Regions from separate parts of the Homo sapiens genome. Here all the other regions are linked to region 1. A link is a contact called in ENCODE Hi-C or POLR2A ChIA-PET data. All regions are on one chromosome and are shown on one strand. Each heading gives the region's core, a stretch centred on a gene start or an enhancer-like site at or near the end of the contact. The rest is flanking DNA. Distances are from core to core; before and after follow the strand shown.

Evidence for each region. A loop is a pair of places that touch in the nucleus more often than their neighbours do. ChIA-PET counts read pairs that join two places held with the same protein, here RNA polymerase II (POLR2A). Pooled maps may share reads with other maps.
Region 2: a map of CD4-positive, alpha-beta T cell shows a loop between it and region 1 (10-fold over the local background). The contact joins the promoter of SIPA1L3 here to the promoter of TBCB in region 1. A Hi-C loop is called at or near these places in 2 of 168 maps with a recorded cell type or tissue (CD4-positive, alpha-beta T cell and naive thymus-derived CD4-positive, alpha-beta T cell) and 7 of 50 pooled maps. POLR2A ChIA-PET finds 5 or more read pairs at or near these places in 2 of 52 experiments (Caco-2 and naive thymus-derived CD8-positive, alpha-beta T cell).
Region 3: a loop to region 1 is called in a pooled map, with 20 times the contacts of the local background. The contact joins the promoter of ZNF573 here to the promoter of TBCB in region 1. A Hi-C loop is called at or near these places in 1 of 168 maps with a recorded cell type or tissue (MCF 10A) and 9 of 50 pooled maps. POLR2A ChIA-PET finds 5 or more read pairs at or near these places in 3 of 52 experiments (CD8-positive, alpha-beta memory T cell, K562 and PC-9).
Region 4: a pooled map shows a loop between it and region 1 (8-fold over the local background). The contact joins the promoter of ZNF607 here to the promoter of TBCB in region 1. A Hi-C loop is called at or near these places in 2 of 37 single-sample maps with no recorded cell type and 2 of 50 pooled maps.
Region 5: a loop to region 1 is called in a pooled map, with 28 times the contacts of the local background. The contact joins the promoter of ZFP30 here to the promoter of TBCB in region 1. A Hi-C loop is called at or near these places in 2 of 37 single-sample maps with no recorded cell type and 11 of 50 pooled maps. POLR2A ChIA-PET finds 5 or more read pairs at or near these places in 1 of 52 experiments (GM10248).
Region 6: a loop to region 1 is called in a pooled map, with 18 times the contacts of the local background. The contact joins the promoter of ZNF302 here to the promoter of TBCB in region 1. A Hi-C loop is called at or near these places in 1 of 37 single-sample maps with no recorded cell type and 9 of 50 pooled maps. POLR2A ChIA-PET finds 5 or more read pairs at or near these places in 1 of 52 experiments (HEK293).
Region 7: a loop to region 1 is called in a pooled map, with 14 times the contacts of the local background. The contact joins the promoter of GRAMD1A here to the promoter of TBCB in region 1. A Hi-C loop is called at or near these places in 7 of 50 pooled maps. POLR2A ChIA-PET finds 5 or more read pairs at or near these places in 2 of 52 experiments (A549 and GM12878).

What each region holds. Positions count from the first base shown.
Region 1 is chr19:36,114,112-36,116,827 of GRCh38, forward strand. TBCB (tubulin folding cofactor B) reads left to right here and starts at 1,357. Exons shown (of 6, transcript NM_001281.3): 1 at 1,357-1,563; 2 at 1,930-2,073. The coding sequence starts at 1,450. It overlaps POLR2I (RNA polymerase II subunit I), which reads right to left and starts at 764. Exons shown (of 6, transcript NM_006233.5): 1 at 687-764; 2 at 548-602; 3 at 228-301; 4 at 66-140. The coding sequence starts at 745. RefSeq lists enhancers at 1-259, 278-407, 1,998-2,087 and a silencer at 1,598-1,687.
Region 2 is chr19:37,905,891-37,908,606 of GRCh38, forward strand. SIPA1L3 (signal induced proliferation associated 1 like 3) reads left to right here and starts at 1,318. Exons shown (of 22, transcript NM_015073.3): 1 at 1,318-1,468. It overlaps WDR87 (WD repeat domain 87), which reads right to left and starts at 704. Exons shown (of 6, transcript NM_001291088.2): 1 at 609-704. RefSeq lists a silencer at 1,430-1,669 and an enhancer at 1,970-2,029.
Region 3 is chr19:37,778,253-37,780,968 of GRCh38, forward strand. It overlaps ZNF573 (zinc finger protein 573), which reads right to left and starts at 1,334. Exons shown (of 5, transcript NM_001172690.2): 1 at 1,292-1,334. RefSeq lists enhancers at 822-1,485, 1,277-1,571, 1,278-1,627, 1,486-2,148.
Region 4 is chr19:37,718,355-37,721,070 of GRCh38, forward strand. ZNF607 (zinc finger protein 607) reads right to left here and starts at 1,407. Exons shown (of 5, transcript NM_032689.5): 1 at 915-1,407. RefSeq lists silencers at 909-998, 1,059-1,168.
Region 5 is chr19:37,654,114-37,656,829 of GRCh38, forward strand. ZFP30 (ZFP30 zinc finger protein) reads right to left here and starts at 1,352. Exons shown (of 6, transcript NM_001320669.3): 1 at 1,307-1,352; 2 at 599-766. RefSeq lists a silencer at 1,308-1,497 and enhancers at 1,521-2,508, 1,908-1,957.
Region 6 is chr19:34,676,428-34,679,143 of GRCh38, forward strand. ZNF302 (zinc finger protein 302) reads left to right here and starts at 1,251. Exons shown (of 5, transcript NM_001289187.2): 1 at 1,251-1,676; 2 at 2,310-2,386. The coding sequence starts at 2,378. It overlaps SCGB2B2 (secretoglobin family 2B member 2), which reads right to left and starts at 732. Exons shown (of 4, transcript NM_001025591.4): 1 at 1-732. It also overlaps the pseudogene ZNF807P and the pseudogene SCGB1B2P. RefSeq lists enhancers at 223-1,120, 780-879, 930-989, 1,121-2,017 and a silencer at 1,440-1,499.
Region 7 is chr19:34,999,017-35,001,732 of GRCh38, forward strand. GRAMD1A (GRAM domain containing 1A) reads left to right here and starts at 1,307. Exons shown (of 20, transcript NM_020895.5): 1 at 1,307-1,470. The coding sequence starts at 1,463. RefSeq lists silencers at 1,142-1,521, 1,792-1,921.

The DNA.
Region 1 (2,716 bases), core at 107-2,606:
TCCTCCCTTCGCCCAGTGAGGAGACGAGCCTCACTTTACCTCCCCAGTACCAGCTGAACGCTCACTTTTGGCACGGGTGGTCCTCGGTCCGCGGCAACGTGGGGTCCTGGGACACGTCGGCGATAATCTGGGTCAGTTCGCTGCAGGGACGCGGGGGTGCAAAATTACGCTCAGACCCAGCCTCCAGAGCCAACACCCCCGCCCCCAGCTCAGGGCCCGCCACTCACTCCACTTCGTGCGTGATCTTGTTGACATAGATGCAGCTGTTGTCGGCCTCCTGCTGGTAATCACAGTTCCGGCACTACGAGAGGGCGAGTGTGGGGGAAAGGGGGTCACGGAAGGATTCCAGACAAGATTGGGAGGAGAGGGCAGGGTGATCCCGGAGGATATGACGACAGGACTCTCTTTGGGGATGGGCAGGACATGAGAGTCAGGATCACTTGAGGTGCAGCGGAGGGCGAACAGGGAGTCCGATCACAGAGGCAGGGGGCAGGGCGGGGCCACGCTGGGAACAGGTGGACCTGCCGGGGAAGACCCCGGCGCTCACCGCGTAGAGCAGAATGCGGTTCTCCTTGTCTTCCTTGGGGTACAGCATGTTGTTACTGTGGGGAGGGGGAGGTGCCAGGGGTTAGTTCTGGAGCCATTCCTCGCCCGCCTTCTAACATCACCCGCTCCCTCCGCCTCACCATTCCTGGCAGAAGCGAATACCCACGAAGCCCGGCTCGTAAGTCCCGTCGGGCTCCATGGCGACGCGCAGCCCGCGCAGCCCTCCCAGCCTTCCGCGCTTGCTCCGCCGCGCTACAGGTCGCGGGAGGGGCCAGGCCTAGGTGCTTCGCCAAAAGAGGGCGGAGCTGCGCACACGTGCTGGCTCCCCGCCGCCTCGGGCTCGGCTCTCTCCGCGCAGAGGTTTCATGGCTTGCTTCAATCTTTTGATATCTTAGAGTAATTGCTTCCAATTTTTGGGCATCGCCGCCTCAGTTTACAGAATAGTATGGATCTGGTGCCAGAGCCGGGAAAACGATGCGCATCGTAAACCGCAAAACACTGAGCATCCAGGACAGAAGCCAAGGCGCTTGGCTTGGTTGAAGGCCAGTGCGCATGCGCGAGTTTACCCTTCGCGGACTGGGCGAGCTCTTGCCACTCCTACCTCCGGGCTTCAGTCTTCGCCGCCTGTTCTGGTCCTTTCCCGGGCCGCTATTGGAAGAACCGTGAACTATGGAAGGCCCCTCTGGATTGGCTGGGCTGGCCCAAGAGTAAGGAGAGCCCTCTTCCTGGCGGTGGGGAAGGGACGGCGGCGATTGGCGGACGCTCCTGGCAGGAGAGCGCGGATTGGTCAGGCACGGAGCAGGAGGCGGGGCTGATAGCCCAGCAGCAGCAGCGGCGGCGGCGGCTGCGGAGCGGGTGTGAGGCGGCTGGACCGCGCTGCAGGCATCCGCAGGGCGCGGCAAGATGGAGGTGACGGGGGTGTCGGCACCCACGGTGACCGTTTTCATCAGCAGCTCCCTCAACACCTTCCGCTCCGAGAAGCGATACAGCCGCAGCCTCACCATCGCTGAGTTCAAGGTGTGGCCATGGGGGCGGGGTCCGGAGGGGCGGGGCGAAGAAATTGGGGGGTTCCCGGAAGGGGGAGGCTGGGAGGGGCCGGGGAGTGACTGGGCGGGCCCGGAGGTGATCCCAGGCTGCGGAGGCTGGGGACCCGGTCGCGGCGGGGCGGGTCCGGAGAGAACTCGAGAGTGCAGAGATGAGGGCCGGGTCCAGCGAAAAATCCGACGGTCCAGAGGGCGGGGGCAAGAGGCGAGGGGCTGGATTGCGGCCCCGTGCGTCCTGACTGGGGGGTCTTTTGGAGGAAAAGGGACGTGGCGATGGTCATTGATGCAAGGGGCGGGGCCTCCGTGGCCTCCTTCTTCTCACCCTGCCTCCTCCTCACAGTGTAAACTGGAGTTGCTGGTGGGCAGCCCTGCTTCCTGCATGGAACTGGAGCTGTATGGAGTTGACGACAAGTTCTACAGCAAGCTGGATCAAGAGGATGCGCTCCTGGGCTCCTACCCTGTAGATGACGGCTGCCGCATCCACGTGAGGACTCTCTATCTGGGACACTCCCCCACCCCACCTTTCATTTGGTTATTCAACAGACACTTGCTGGGCTTTGCCCTCAGTCATACCCGAGATAGGTCCTGCCTTCGTGGAGCCTCCAGTGCAGCCTGACGAGAGACAGACCCATCATTAGACAGGGACAGCCTAGAGTGGTCTGGGCTGGGATCAGGAAATCCCAGGGGACTGGAGCCACCAAGAAGAGGTGCCTGACTCCACCTGGGAGAATCAGAGAGGGCTTCCTGGAGGAAGGGATGTCTGAGCTGAGGGATGAGGAAAGGGTGACTTAAGAGAAAGAGGTGGAAAGGAGGGAGCAGGGTGTACAGAGGCCTAGAATGTGAGGTAGGTCACAGTGAGCGACCAGGCTGGACAGCTTGGGAGAAACCAGAACACAGGATCTCTTTGTGCATCCACTCAGTACATCCTTTCTGTCTTTTTTTGAGACAGAGTCTCACTCTGTCACCCAACCTGGAATGGAGTGCAGTGGCACTATCGGGCTCACTGCAGCCTTCACCTCCTGGGTTCAAGTGATCCTTGTGCCCCAGCCTCCCGAGTAGCTGGGATTACAGGTGCCCACCCAGCTAATTTTTGTATTTTTAGTAGAGATGGGTTTTTGCCATGTTGG
Region 2 (2,716 bases), core at 68-2,567, 1.8 Mb after region 1:
GACTGAAAACTCCCTGAAGGTAGGAGTCCAGTCTGTCTGGATTTCTCTTGTGTCTCCATAATCACCCAACCTGACATGGAATAGGTGGTTAATCCATTTTTGTTGAATGAGTGGAAAAATGTGCTCTCCCAGGAAGAAACATATGCTTCCCAGCTTCAAGTGTTAGTGAACATCTTCCTAGAAGGCAGGCTGAGGCGGAAAGGGTATTGACTCCGGCTTCTCCACCAGAGGACCTTGCAATTCCAGTCAATTCCCTCGGTAACTCTTATGGAGGAGTGGCAATATACCTTAAAAAAGGAGTGTGTGTTGCGGGGTATTCCGCTGCTTGGTTATGTCACCAGGTGGATTAAATTTGGACAAAATTTCCCAAGGTGTAGGTACTCTACAAACACTAGTTACCCTCAGGAATGTGCGATCAACAAAAGAATGCAAGATAACAAGGCCCCTAGGCAGCCCCTGGGTCTTGTGGCTCCCGTCGAAGGCAGAGCTCTGGAGCCGCCTACGCCGGGGACAGGCGACTACACCTGGGGCCCCTCACCCTCGGGCCTCCTGCACGTGGCAGGGAAGGCAGGGCGTCTCTATCTCAAAGCATTGGCTGCGCCTGTTACCTGCGACAGGATTCCCGACAAGGGACGGGTACGGCGTGTGCACTCAGGAGCTCCTAGAGCTAGGGGCAGCAACTAAGAAGCTACCTGGCGGATGTTGCGAGAGGACTCCGCCCACAGAACGGTTGGCCCCCAACCCCGCAGCCGGCGGACTTCCCGAGGCCAGGGGTCTGAACGCGCGTGCGCATGGGCGCGCGCCCGGCGCGAGAACGCGCGCGCGCTCTCGAAAGAAAAAAAAAAAAAATCCTCTCCGCGGGGTCCCGCGGCAATTTAGGCCGGGGTCTGCCGACGACCGCGCGTGCGCGGGCGTGCATCTACGCCCTCCTCCACCGCCCCCTCCGCTGGGGGTCTAGCGCACTGCTCCGCTTCCCCCGTTTCCCCCGGGCTAGCGTCCTAGGGGTAAGTGACTCGAGCCTGGCAGAGAGTGAGGGAGAGGTTCCGCCGAATGAAGGGAGGAGGTAGACGGGGCCAGGAGAAAGGAGAAACCGCCCCGGCGGGGCGAAGAGCGCGGCTCTCGAGCTGTAGTCTGCAGGAGACACACCTCCCTCCCTCACGCCCCTCGGGGCTGCGGAAGTGCTCTACAGACTGGAGCTGCACGAAGGCGACCAGCGGACTACCGTTCCTAGGAGGCAGCGCGGCGGTGCGCCTACGGCTCCCGGCAGCCCCCGCGCGCCATTCTCTTTTTGAGTTCGCGGCCGGCTAGGGCGAAACTACAGTTCCCAGGAGGACTCGCGCGAAGCGGCTTGGAAGTGGGCAGCCTGGAAGTCACTCGGGCCACCGGAGCTGGCGGCGTCTCCAGCGAGCGGCGCGGAGCTGGACGCCGCGATCGTGGGGCCCGCGAGGCGGGCAGCCGGGGCGTCCAGGTACGTGGCTCCGGGTGCAGGATCGGCCTCGCGCAAGGGTGGCGGGGAATCGGTGGCTGCCCGGACCCCGAGGGTCAGCGCGGGCGGACGGCCGGGTGTGGGTACTGGCCGTGGGGGGCGGCGGCGCCGGGACTCGCGCCCTCCGGACCCAGCCGGACTCGTGCCCGCATGGCTCAACTTTCCAGGCGTGCACCCCGGCGCTGTGGTGAAGAGCTTGGAGGCGGGGAGCGGTGGATTCGCGTCCCGGCTGTGCCACTCGGGAGCCGCGATCTGGGAAAACCGCGCCGAACCTCAATTTCCCCTGCAGTAAAACGGAGTAGGAGAGCATCTTGGCGGAGACTCTGTTGAGATAATATAATAAAACATTTGGCACATAGGAGGCACTTACTACGTATTTGGGTTATTGTTAGCTCTCCGAAAAATGAGGTGAAGATGTTATCGATTGCATAGGGTGAGGATTAGTTGAGCGTGTGCATGTAAAGAGGTGAGTCCTTAGTTAGCACCCAATGCAGGCTAGCTGCTGTTAACCGAGATTATTTTGTTAAGAGCGTTGGTTTGGAAGGCAGAGAGACCCCAGGTTCAAATTTGAACATTTACCAGCTGTGTGACTTTGGGCAACTGGCTTCACCTCTCTGTGCCTTGGTTTCCCTATCTATAAAATGGGGATTTAAATAGCAACCACTTCGTCGAGTTGTTTTCAGGATGCAGTGAGAATACCATGTGTAAAGTGCTTAGCACAGCAGCTGGCATATAACGCTCAGTAAATGGTACCATTTATTCAGCGTTTTCCTAGTGGCCCAGAGACCCTCTGAGGGTGGGGCTCTGGCCGTAGTATTGGTCACCCCCGAGGGCCAGATTCAGAACTGGTCCAGTTGACTTCCCTTCCTACTACCTCAGGTTCCTCATTTACAAAATGGGATAATAACAAGATCACTCTCAAAGGGTTGTAAGGATTTGCTGAGATTGTATTTCTAGTCCAGCGCCATCTCTCACTAAGTAGCAGCTCTTATGTATTATAATTGTTCTTCAATATTCTCCATCTGGCCCAGAGACTGCCTGACTGTGGGCTGTGACATGACAGCCCTGAGCTCCCCCACACATTTGCTCCCATCCTCAGTGTCCCATCTGTGGAATGGTAGTCATAGGACTTTTGTGCCAGGATTGTTTGGATGGTTCCAGGAGATAATTCATGTTTAGTGCTTTGCACAAGGCCCGGCACACAGTAAGTGCTTATTAAATGATTAAATG
Region 3 (2,716 bases), core at 84-2,583, 1.7 Mb after region 1:
CGCCTGTAATCCCAGCACTTTGGGAGGCCGAGGCGGGTGGATCATGAGGTCAGGAGTTCGAGACCAGCCTGGCCAAGATGGTGGGATTACAAGCATGCACCATCACGCCAGACTAATTTTTGTATTTTTAGTAGTGATGGGGTTTCGTCATGTTGGCCAGGCTGGTCTCGAACTCCTGACCTCAAGTGATCCGTCCGCCTTGGCCTCCTAAAATGGTGCGATTACAGGCGTGAGCCACCACACCCGGCCAAATATGAGAACGTTAATGAGATTCAGCTCAATGGCTCCCAACATCTACTGGAAAGAAAGCAGATTGGTATTAGGACATTCAGACACATTTCAGATGAAGTAAAACATACTCTAAAACCAGTAACCTTAGGAAAGAAAAAAGCCAACTAGCCTAAACATTGAGTTTTAGATGTGAAAGAATTTTTTTCCTCCTCATTAGAGTCCTTTTGAGGAATAGCAGGACCAGGGAGGGAGAAAAAAATCATGAGTTATCAGGCCTTTCCTTGAAGCACGGAATGCCTCCTTACACAATACCCTCCACGCCTTCCCTGTTCACACACTTTAACACATGGAGGTAGGAGAGAGGCTGGAATCTGGGTATGAGTTCACAGCAGGTTCCTGGGGTCAGAGCTCTGGGAAAGACGAGGTTCTGAGACAGGTAGCTCGCTCTCAGAGCTCACAAAGAAATAACCTCCCAGGCGTTTCCAATCTCACAGCAAGTCAATGCCTTCTTGCTGGAAAACTTGATGTAGAGTTCAGTATCCAACTTCCCTCTTGCAGACATTTTTTGTGTGTGTCAGCCGCAAGCAGCTGTGAGGAGGGAGGAGAGAAGCAGCAGCCGGGAACCTACAGCCAAGACTCAAAGTGACACCGCAGTGCCACCGCAATCAACGTACATGAAAAGGACAAGCACCTCATATCCCCGTCACGCAAGCACAGCCACTCACTCACCTGTCACAGCCTCACAACCGCACCCACCGTCAAGGAGGCACATCCCAGCCTCTCACACGCAGTTTCTCTGTCACACACTCTCAAACATTCCCCATCTGACATATACAACATTCTCTCACGTGCGCACTCAAATACCCTCCTCTGCTGTTCATGCACCCACGGGCCTGAGATTCCGATAACAACTGGCCGTCCACACTAGAGGCTTCCACGGTTAAAGGGCTTCCTCCACCACCCCGGCTGGTTTAGGTTGGGCTCCAACGTAACTTGATTGCCCAGAGCCCTCCCTGCGAGTACTCTGTGCCTGTTATATACTGAAATGAGTTCAACCCACCTTGCAAAAGAACCACGCGAAAACGGAAGGGAAGCCATAGATTGGGTGTTCCCGTTGCCCTCTGGGAAATGTAGTTTAAGCCTAAAGCTCCATGACCGCGGTGGCTTGTGGGAAAAGTGGCTCGGAACCCCAAATCCCGGTTAGATTGCAGGCACCGCCGGACGCTGGCTCCCGGAGGTTTTAGTTTTCCCTCTACCAGGAGTGTGAAGACACAGAGACTTATTGCGCTGGCGAAGATGGCTGAGGCGAAGGCGTGTCCGACTTGTCCTCGGAGTTCTGAGGGTTTCAGTGACCCCAGAAGGCTGAGAAGTGGAATCCGAACTCGAGGCTGCCCGAAGCCTCGGGCTGTTTGAGTGTAGAGCCGGTAGGGGAGGGCTTTCAAAGTGTGGCCGCGAGGGCGAGCGTGGGGGATCGGTTATGAGCTCCCGAGGGCGGGGACTCTGCTCTGTGTCCCCTGAGGAAGTCCAGTCTTGTTATAAGGTATGAGAAAAGTAACTTTTTAAAAATGGACAAATAATAATTGTATGTTTTATATACTGATAGGGTACAATATGCTGTTTTGATCTATGTTTACAATGCGAAATGATTAAATCAAGCTAATTAAATCCATCACCTCACTTTTTTGTGGTGAAAACATTTAAAATCTACTTTTAGCAATTTTGAAACATGCAACACATTATTTATGTAGTTGCTATTCTATGCAATCGATTAACAAAGTTTATTTCTCCTGACTAACTGAAATTTTGTACTGTTTTAATTAACATCTCCCTTTTCCCCATTTTTCAGTCTCTGGTAAACACCATTCTTTGCCTCTTAAGAGTTAGACTTTTTTAGATTCCACAAATACCACTTATGTGGTATTTGGTATTTATCTTTCTGTTACTGGCTTCTCTCACTTAGCATAATGTCCTCCTGGTTTATCCATGTTGTCACAGATGACAGAATTTTCCTTGTTTTATTTTTATTTTTTATTTATTTTTTAAAAATCTATTTACTTATTATTATTTTTTGAAACGGAGTTTCGCTCTTGTCACCCAGGCTGGAGTGCAGTGGCACAGTCTCAGCTCACTGCAACCTCTGCCTCCCCTGTTCAAGCGATTCTTGTGTCTCAGCCTCCCAAGTAGCTGGGATTATAGGCATGCGCCACCACGTCGGCTAATTTTTGTATTTTTAGCAGTGACAGGGTTTCACCATGTTGATCTGGCTGGTCTCGAACTCCTGACCTCAGGTGATCCACCCACCTTGGCCTCACAAAATGCTGCATTTACAGGCGCGAGCCACTGTGCCCGGCCGATTTTCCTCTTCTTAAAAAGTGAATAGTATTCCTTTATATATACATATATATATGTGTATAAGGTTATATACATAATATATATAATATGTAACATTTTCTTTATCCACTTATAACATGCTGGACACCTAGGT
Region 4 (2,716 bases), core at 157-2,656, 1.6 Mb after region 1:
CGCTTATGTTTCCCCCCTCCAAGGCTGCAGGCGCGTAATTTCATACACACGACCAGAAGGAAGTATGTTGGATGGAACCTGCAATCATCCTTCACTGCAGGTTCTTGGGGTCAGAATTCAAGGCCGTGTTTGTTAAACATGTAAATGAAACTCCAAGAACCGGGAGGTGGGGGCGGAGTAACAACCCTTTTCAGGAGGGAATCCTACACTCGAAACTGACAAACCCTGCCAGACCAAATTTTAGTCAGGCTACTACACCTTCAGCTAGGCCCATCTGTACACTTCACTGTAAAATCTGGCTATAGCAAAGAACTATTCTAAGTCAGTTTAGCAAGACCCTTTCGCCTCCGTATCTTCATCCTCCACCGTCCCCCAGGTCTCTCTCTCCAGAAATAATCCTGTTAGGTGCGTTTAGTCAGAATCTTCCTTAACCCAGACATTTCCTCTTAGTAATTTCTCATCCAGTGATCCCTAACCTTCTTGGCTATAAATTCCCACTTGTTCATGCTGAATTCGGAGTTGAGCCCAATGTCTGTTACCCACTGCAAAATCTCACAGCCGGGATCCCAATACCTACCACCATGGTCCTGAATAAAGGGTTCTTTGCATGCTTTAACAAGTGTCACTGAATACTTTTTTATTTAACAGAATCTATCATACCTTTCTTAAGGGCAATTACTCTTCTAAGCTTCTCATCCTATCTGTTTCTTCTCACTGGAAATCTTCATCTAAGACTCAGTATCTGATTTCCCATTGGGACCATTTCTCTGTTGTAGTCGTACTAGGCTGAGGAAGGCACAGGAAGCAGCAGGGAACCTGGAGCCAAGGGTCAATAGACCCCACAGAGCCCAGCGAAGCACGCTTTACAAAGGACACACACGGCATGTACAGGTCACACAAGGTCGACTACGCACCCCTCACAGTCCCGCAACTGCACCCACGTCACACAGGCAAGCCGGTCCTGTCGCCGCTGCGCGGTCTCTCACGCTCCCCGCCTGTCTCCTAGAGACGGGCCCCTCCTCCGCAGCTCCAGCACCCTAGGGCCTGAGGAGGCGGGAGACTCGCCCGGCCCGCCTGGGGGCCTCCGCGCTCTGAGCGCCTCCTGCAGCCCCACTCTCACCGCCACGCAGGGTACCACGCGGGCGGCGGGCTGGGGCTGCAGAGGCTCCCGCAGTGACCTGCGCCGCCTTCTTCAGGTGGAACCAAAAGGTCCCGGAACCGGAGCCAGGGGTCCAAGTTTTCTCCGTTGCCTTTGTAATATGTAGTCCAAGCCAGAACAGTCAGGACCGCAGGTACCGGTGAGAAATGGAGTCCAGAATCCTAAAAACCTACGAGAAATACGGCAGCGACCACTTGGACCGCGCCTCCCACCCACCGCTCGAGCCCCGGAGACTTCTGGGAGTGGCCGCCTTGCCTCGAGTGCGCATGCGCAGATCGGCCACTACTGGGCCCCTGGCCTGAGGCTTAGGGTGGAGTTAGTGCGTTCTTAGGGCCAGTAGGAGGCGAGTCTGAGTAGAAACTGATCCAGGTAGCCTCGGAAGGGATCACCTGCTGGATGGGTGTGAGCTCCTCAGGGTGGGGCGCCGAAACCCTCATGGCTCCTGAGGTAGAGCCGGCCTCCTTGGTAACACATGGGACTGGGACTTTTAATACCACCCGACAGGCCCAGCTTGTCTCGTCAAGCGCTAAGTAAATGGACTCACGTCCTATATGAGGGTTTGAAGTTCCATCACATTCTTCAATACATGACATTATGTTCTTCATCTTTGGACACGAATATATTTGACTAAAAATTTGACTAAAAAATCATCTGAAGAAATAACTGCTAAATAGTTTTATTATTTTTGTTCTGGAATAGGCTTCTTGAAGATAAAATAAGAAATTTAAAAAATTTTTTTGATCCTTCATGTAATACTTTGTAAATCTTCATAGTTATTTAGAAGCATCCAAAATTTCCAAATGGTAAAAAACGAATAAGAAAAATTTTTAGGTAAGTAAATTTGGGGGAAATATTTACAACAGCTAAAACGGACAAATATTTAATAGTCCGAATTTCCTGTTTCTTTGGCTTAATAAAATATTGATGAATACAGGCTGGGCACGGTGGCTCACGCCTTTAATCCCAGCATTTTCGGAGGCCAAGGCAGGAGGATCAGTTGAGGCCAGAAGTTCAAAACCAGCCTAAGAAACATAGTGAGACACCCCTCTCCTCCTCCCAAACTCTACCAAAAATGAAAGTTAGCCTGGTGTGGTGGCACACGCCTGTGGGCCCAGCTATTCCAAAGACAAAGGTAGGAGGATCAGTTGAGCCCGGAAGTTCAGGCTTCAGTGAGGTATGATGGTGTCACCGCACTCTGGCCTGAGCAACAGAGCAAGACCTTGTCTCAAAAAATAAATAAGTAAAATTAATTTAAAAATAAAAAATATTTGTCTATACCCTAAGAGGAAAAGGAACAAAACTAAAAAATCACCATTCAAAAATACAAATAGTCAAGGAAAAAAAACTATTAAAGTTACAATTTAAGAACTTATTGATCACTTTTTCTTCTCTTAATTAGTTCTTGGATTTGTTGCTCCTGAATCTCCTGAATAATCTCTCAGAAATACCACACATAGATCAATGGATTAAATTGACTCCACATATTATTTTCTTTTTCTTTTTTCTCTTTTTGAGACGGAGTTTTGCTCTAGTTGCCCAGGCTGGAGTGCAATGGCA
Region 5 (2,716 bases), core at 102-2,601, 1.5 Mb after region 1:
AAAGTATACACTATTACAATTCTGAGGAAATTGAAGCACAGATTGCTTAAACTCGTTCAGATTTAAGTGGCAGTCAGGATTCAATTCCACTTAATCTAGGCTCGAAATTCTTAACCACTACACTACACCTCCCTCAGTCGATCCAAGATATACCCAAAATAAACTCATGCTGCCAGACCTCAAACCACATCTGGCTGGTACCAAAAACTTCCACTCATGAATTTCCTGGAAAAAAAGAAATCTCCACTCCTACCCCAGAACCATTAAACATATCTAAACCCTAAAAAACAAATAAAAACAAAGTATGAACATTAATCTCCAGCACGGGTATTTCCATATCATCAAGATCCTTAGAAAAACAGCGCTCACAGAGTAATTGAATTTGCAGCCTACAGTTAACTAACCATGTGTCTAACTATAGAACAGCATGAAGTGGGCACTAACAACGGGAAATCTATTAATTAGGTCCCCTGCCGTTAACTAGGTAGGGAAATCCTAAGGCCCAAATCAATGAATAAATAGATCATTCCTAAGCAGGATTTTAAACGGAAGGAACTCGAATGCATTTCACAGAAACAAAGCAGCAGCACGAACTCACAGGGAACCGGCTTTTAGAAGAGCAGCAGCGATTCGTTTCTCCTTCTCAAGCGCCTTCTCTGGAAACTGGCAGGGCTGGGGAAGCAGGCAGAGTTCAGGACACCCCAGGCTTTTCTTGACTCGATTGGAACCCACCCTCCACGCTTCCCTGGCCCCAACTAACCGCCACCTGCATGCACAAATGGAAACGACAGGGCAGAGGGTCAGCAGTCACCCGCGTCTGGGTTCGCAGCTCCGGGTACGCTGTAGTTCCGCACCCGGTTGCCCACGCCCGGGACCACCCACTGTGTCTTTTCGGAACTGTCCAGCGTGTCCTCCTAGACCCCAGACACCCACCCCAAATCTAGGTCCCAGCGTTTTGCAGGGGACCTTCATCCTGGGGCGTTCACCTCTGACTTCCCTCTTGGGCCTTTTCGCTACGGCCGAGCCTAAGTGGCTGAAGCGCGGACGAGGATGCGCGGGGCCTCGGTCTCCAACTGCACCACAGGCCGCACCCACGAACCTGGTCCGGCACAGTTACTACCGCCCGGGCCTCCAGGCCTCAGGGCTGCAGAAGCTCAGTCCCGGGAAAAAAAGCACACCGGCCTGAGGCTCCACAGGAACCTTTTCTCCACCTTGGCCCGGCCTGCAAAACCTGGCCCACTCCGCGCTCTTTTCCCTCAGAAAAGCAGCGGCCACAGTGGCGCCCGGCTCCCAGCCCCAGCCTCACCCGACTCAGAGGATAGCCCAGCCCTGGGAGTCAGCGGCGCCAGAATACGGGAGAGCGCCTGTCTCCGTCGCGAATGCGCTAGCGCGCGGGGGGGCGGAGGCAAGTCCCGCAGCTGCTCCGGGCCGGGAGGGGCGCGTGGGGCCGGGTCTCGGCGGGGATAGTCGGGCCGGGGAGACGGAGCCAGAGGGGCCGCAGTGTCCCTCGCCTCAGGCCTCTACCTGTAATGGCCGCCCCGTGACTGACCAGTGCCATTAAAGATAATCCAGGCCTGCTCCCCTGTGGACACTGCGGTCCAAAATTTAAAAAAACAATATTCCGCCTTTTTATTTTTCATTTGGTTCTCGGCTCGGAGACAGGCGGAGGCTGCGAGCCCCGCCCCGCCCCCAGCGACGCCTCACCGGAACCTTTGGAAATCGGCTTCTGCCTCGAGTGCGCAAGCGCGCGGGGGGCGAACGCTGGGGCCCTTCAGGGAGCAAGGGAGAAGTGTGGGGCCGCACCTGCCGAGGGGTCGGGAGGTTTGGAGGAGGGTGGAGGTTGGCTACAGGATCCCGATGGGGATGGAGTGTTCAAATCTAGGCCTGTAGCCGTGACCCTGGCGTGAGTTGGATGGAGGAAACCCCAGTATCGCGAGCCTGGACCAAGGCGCGGCGCGTGCTGCCTGTGGTGTTTGCTGAGTGACGGCCGCCGCGCCCCCGCGTACCTGGACCGAGTGCCTGGCCGCTGGCGGAGTAGTGTTTCCGTGCACGGGGCTGCTGCGTGCGCGTGTGCCGTTCTCTAGCGGGGGATTAGGATGGTGCCGCAGAGAAGGCTGCGCGGTGGTGCCTGACTCTGACGCTGGCTGTAGCGGGTCTCTGGGGTCTTTGCGGTTTGTGTCTGCGTTTGTGACGTACCTGACATCGGATCTGTGACTGTGGCTCTGCCTCATCCAGCGTTATTTCCAGAATCCTTCTGATAGGGCAGCGCTTCTGGTTCTGGTTTTCCATGGAGACGGTTTGTGGGTCCCTATGAAACTGAGTGTTGGGATTTTGATTATCTGCATCTGGCCCTTGTGTGCCCTCAGGACTGTGGTGTTAGGCAAGTAAAATAATTGCAGGAAAAAAAATTGGAAAGGAATAAGGTTGCTATTACTTCCAAATGATGGAATTGTAGGACTGTGTCAGAAAATTGAATAGGACACCATGAAACGGGAGGGAGAGGCATTTTATTTTCTTCCATACCTGGTCTTGGAATATTCTAACAAATGAGATTTGTTTTTTCCCCTTTGTTCCTGGATGAACTCTTGGATAAATTCAATGTCTCCAAGCATTCTTGGATAGTAAGTTTCTTTGATCTTTAGTTGAAAGATCAGCCTCATTTTCGTAGCTAAAAATACCTTTAGTAATAAAAATGTTCATTGTAATACTTCATTTA
Region 6 (2,716 bases), core at 1-2,500, 1.4 Mb before region 1:
GAGAAATTGAAATTGCCCACCTCTTTCCTGGAAAACTCATGAATAATCCACCCTTGTTTAGCACATCATCAAGCAATAAATACAAGTATCCCTAGTCCAGCAGCCCAAGCTGCTGCTCTAACAATGGAGTACCCATTGTTTCTTTACTTTCTTAATACACTTGCTTTGGCTTTGCACTGTGCTCTCCCATGGATTTTTTCTTGCGTGAGCTCTAAGAACTCTCTCTTGGGGTCGGATCCGGACCCCTTTCTGGTAACAGAAGCACTGCTTCACGAAGATCATGCAGGTCAGTACTTAATAAGTACAAAAAAGTCTATAGCGACACTATTTATAATTTTAAAAATGATTGAAGTCAATTAACATTTAAGTGTTAAAAAGAAAGTAAACAACCCAAATATACACAAACAGTAGACTGCTCTGGCTTGCATACAGAGAGGTCCATTGCCCTTTTGGGTGGGCCTAAGAAGCACTTCTGGGGAGAGGGGGCGTCAGGCTGTGATGGCTGCGGGAGGAGTGACTCCTCCCAGGATGAGGGTCTCCATCCTCCCAGTGCTCACTCAAGTTCAGTATTTCCAAGTCCTTCCAGGGGCGTAACGCACGTCAGAACGGCCATTAGTGTCACAGATACGTGTCCCCTTGCATTTCCAGGAAATGCCCTTGGTTGGCGAACTACAGTCGTGACAGTCGGGCCACAGGGCGTTTTGTGAGTTATCGTCTTGGGCAAATGAGTGCCAAAAAAAAAAAAAAAAAAAGACCTGAAGGTGAACAGCATAGCGGCAGGGTTTGGGATGAGAGGAGCCCCTTTGCTAGCAACGGCGAGCACTTGCGCGGTACCAGCAAGGGCTGCCCATGTCTCGGAGGGAAACGTTTGTGTGAGCGCAGGAATGACCCGGAAGACCTTGGCACGGCTGCAGTTTTCTGGGAAATGTAATTTCTTGGTCCGGGCGCCATGGCCCTTATAAGTAGAGGGTGTCCCTTGGTTTCGAGTTGTATCGTTCACCAGAGGACGACTGTGTGCCCCAGGACAATTTGCGCATGGTCCTAGCTGGCCGGCTCTAGGTCGACGGCCCCAGGCGGTTAAGCTACTTACAAAGCCGTGACCGGTTTGCCCGCGGCGCACCAGGTCCGCGCAGCCGCAGAGACCCTTGGGAAGTGTGGTCTTCGGGTGCCGGCGGTTCGCGGCTTCCGGGACATTTGTACCGCAGGGGGAGGATTCTGGGAAATGTGGTTCGCCGTGGGCGGTGCACTGGGTCAGTCCCGCGATAGCTTCAGGCCTGGCGGCGGCTTCCAAGCTAAGGAACGGTTTGGGGCAGTGTCGTTCCCGGAGGTCGGCCGCCGTTACCCGCTCACCAGCTACGCGGCGCGTCAGGTCCGCGGAGGCGCGGGCTCGGGGCGCCTGCGGGACGGTGAGGCCCTGCTGAGGACTCCGGCAAGTGTGGGTCGCGGCGACGGCGGGGCTAAGGCCCTGGGTCCGCGCGCGGTTTGACCACGGCCGGGGCCTTGGGCATTTCCTGGCCTTCCTGTTGAGCCGTGTAAACGCGGGGTGATGACGGCGCCGACCTCTTGGCACTGTTGTGAGAGCGAAGTGGGCGCGAGAGCAGACGCCAGCTACAGTTTTTTTTGGGTTATGTCGTCATGAAGCCGGCGCTTTCAGTTGTGCAACCTTGAACAAATGGGTTCAGTATCTCGGAATTTCAGTTTTGTCTTCATTTTAAAAAATAAATCTGGTTTAGAACTCGACCTCAAGCGATCCGCCCGCCTCCGCCTTCCGAAGTGCTGGGATTAAAGGCGTAAGCCACCGCACCAGCCTAACGAACATGGCGAAACGCCGTCTCTACTAAAAATACAAAAAAAAATTAGCTGGGCGTGGTGGCACGTGTCTATAATCCCAGCTATTCGAGAGGTTGAGGTAGGAGAATCGCTTCAACCCGGGAGGCAGAGGTTGCAGTGAGTCGAGGTCGCTCCATTGCACTCCAGCCTGGAGACAGAACGAGACTCCGTCTCAAAAAAAAAAAAAAAAAAATCTGGAATAATATGAATGCACACCTTGCAAAGTGGTGAAGACTGAACGAGCTGATAAAGTTGTTACCGTTGTTTTATGAGTCTTTTGTATACAGAATAATTGATTTTCCCCGCAGGTGGCACCTGGTAAATAGCCCTTGCGGAGAAACACCCTGTTCCTTCCCAGGGAGAGATTGACGCTCCGGCGAGTGATTACCAGTGTGCTTTTCCATTAAGGTGTGTGACAGGTGCCGCAAGATAAGCCCGATTTTTCATGACTGCTTTTTCCTGCCTTTCTGTGCCCTCAGGACACTGCCCATCTCTAAGATAAGAACCTGGAAAGGGGACTCTGTTGGCCATTGGAAATTGCAGAATAATGTCTCAGGTAAGTCGGTGTGTCCCCAAATCTTCCTGAAACACTTTATTAGGCCTCTGTGTGTTTGCTTTGCTTCTCCTGCCTGTTCCCACCTAATCAAGTCCATTTAAGGGACTAGATCTATGGTTCCTTTCACTATAGGAAGAATGGAGCCCACAGGAGAGCTCCAAGGTATTGTCCTCATCACCCAGTGTTCCTCTTTTCTACAGTTTTCTGCTAGAAGACTTTCTAGATTGCCAACATTTTAAAACTGTAATTCACAATGCAACTTTGGAATGTAAGGTTATTCGGTTTATGGTTGTCAAAACTGTACCATGTGGTCTCAAGTGAAGAGATGTT
Region 7 (2,716 bases), core at 57-2,556, 1.1 Mb before region 1:
GGCAGGGCTCTGAGCCAGGAGGGTAGTTAACTGACTCAGGTGGTCCCAGGCTCTCTCTGGCTGCAGGTGAGAACAGACAGTAGGGGCAGGGATGGGAGCAGGGAGATCAGGCAGGAGAGGATGGAGGCTGGGCCAGGGCGTGGGCAGCGGAGGAAGAAGAGTTTAGAATGGAGCGATTGATTTTATACGTGGAGCCCACAGTTTGTGACGGATTGGATGTGGTGTGAAGGAAAAGAGAGGGTCAGAAAAGACTCTGAAGTTCTGGGCCTGCCATTCATCAAAATGGAGAAGTCAGGTGGGCTTCTTTTGCAGGAGGAGGGGAAGGGTTGATGGAGAGGGTTGGGAAGGGAGTTTTTTCAAAAGAGGCGGGGACAGCGTACCCTGGAGAGCGCTGGGGAGCCACAGCCCCGGAGCTGTGAGGTGGGACTCGCATTTCTGTGTGGTTGGGCCAGGAGTCCAGGACACCACCTGACTCTGACCTCTTGCAGACGGGGCGGGGGAGGGGGGACGCAGGTTATGGCGTCAGAGCAGGATCGAATCCAACTCTGCCGCCTACCTACCAGGTGACCCCAACAAGTCACTTCCCATCTTAGAGGCCGGGCTTCTCCTTCCGTAAAAGGACTGATTTTGCCCGTTCCTGCGCTGTCCCCGGGAAAAGCCCTTACCACCGAGTTAGTGGGACTCCCAGCACTGGGGTGATGAGCGCAAGGTCTCAGCACAGATAAGAGCCAGGGAGGCTGGATTCTGACTTGGTACTTGGCCTGGCTGACCAAAACTGGGAAGTCCCTAGAAACGGAGGCACCGGACCTCCTGGGACCAGGAACCCGGGCTCAGAGACTGGGAGAGGGAAGGAGGAGGCGGCCAACCGGCCCCACCCCTTCCCGCCAGCTTCAGGCCCCCTCCCCCATACATACACCTCGGTTTCCCAGCATCTCCAGTCCTCCCCCACCTTCGCCCCGGCTCTCAGGTTCCTCCCTGGGAGGTCCAGGAGCTTCTGGCCAGGGGCATAGTAGTTGCTAGGGACCCTTTTCTAGGTACTAGGGGAGGGGGCTCCCCAACCTGCGGGCAGGCAGCTGCCTCCACGATGTTTGGTTTTAATAAAGTCTCTTTGTTTCCTTCTCTGTCTCTCTGCCCCTCTGCTTTCCCTTCTCTGTCCAGTCCCTCTCTCCCCGGCTTCTCCCTCCTTCTAGGCCTCTGCGGCCCCTCCCCGCCTTCCCTCCCGGGCTGGGGGCGGCGCCGTGACGCGGCGGGGCGGGGGAAGGAAGGGGGTGTCGCTGACGCCGCGGCGGCCTCCGGCGGCTCCGGCCTTTTGTGCGGGCGGTTGGGTCGGGTGGGGGCGGCGGCCGCGGAAGGCCAGGCCGGTGCCCTGCGGGGACGCCCAGCGCAGCCCAGCCCCGCGCAGCCCAGCCCTGCCCTGCCCTGCCCTGCCCTGCGCCCGGGGCGCGCCCACCGCGCCGCATCCATGTTCGAGTAAGGACCGGGCGACTAGAGCTCAGGGACCGGGCGCGCGGGGGAGGCCACCGGAGGGAGGGGGCGCCGCGGGCTTGGGGAGGGGGCGGAGCGGCCGCTGCAGAGGTCGGGGGCCTCTGCACATGGCTCTGGCCGGGGCGATCGGGGTGGGGGCGGGGCAGGGGGCCCCCGGGCGAGGGGTGCAGCTGGGGAGTGGGGCGCGGACGCAGGGCAGGGCCCGGGGTCTGGGTCGCCACTGCCGGCCCGCGACGCACTGGGTTGCGGGGTTTGGCTGGGGGCCCGCGGGTTCATCTGGCGGGGAGGGCCCTCAGGCCTGGCAACCCCCTGCCTGGTAAGCCAGGGGTGAGCGCGAGGCCGAACTGGGGCTCCGGCCTGGGATGGAGACAGGATCGGGACCAGCCCAGGCCCACAGGCCGCGGAGCCCTGGGCGCGCCGGGAGTAGGCAGCCCCCTCCTGCCTGGGCCCCCTCCCACCGTCCTTGGCTGTTGCGGGTCTCGGGGCTGCCGGGGGTGGGGGCTTCCTGCGTCTCTCCAGGACCGCGTGCTTGAGGTCATGGAGGGCGGGGGGTCCTGTGTGCTCGGAATTGACTTCTTACTCCCCTTCCGGTCCAGGTGGGCGCATGTGCTTCCGACTGTGAATTGTCTTGCAAGTGTGTGTACGTGTGTCTGGGGCTGCTAGCCTGCAGCAGCTTTGGGCCTCTGATAGAGTTCCTGCGTGTAACTTAACCACTAATTCTGACCGCGGCTCTGTGTGTCACTGTAAGTTACCTGTGTGTGTCTGGGGCTCCAAATCTGTGGCTGTGAGCAGCTGGTTGTGTGCGTGTTGTGTCTCATTCCATCTGTAGCTCCCTGTGCAAATATAAATTACCCCTGTGTGTCTGAGTGTGACGTTGGAGTGTTTGTACATGTGTCTGGAGTTACCGTGTGTAGCAGCTCTGATCCTTCTTGGGCTGTGTGTGTTTTACCATTAATTCTATCTGTAGCTCCAAGCGTTGCTGTAAGTTACCAGTGTGCGTCCCATTGTGACTTAGTGGTGTGTGTACAAGTGTGCCTGGGGCTCTGGGTTCTACCATGACCCTCTGTGCCTGCATATGCCTGTAATTTAGCTCTGAAACGCTCTTCTTTTTTTTTTTTTCTTTTGAAATAGAGTCTGGCTCTGTCGCCCAGGCTAGAGTGCAGTGGCACGATCTCGGCCCACTGCAACCTCCTCCTGCTGGGTTCAAGCAATTCTCCTGCCTCAGCCTCCT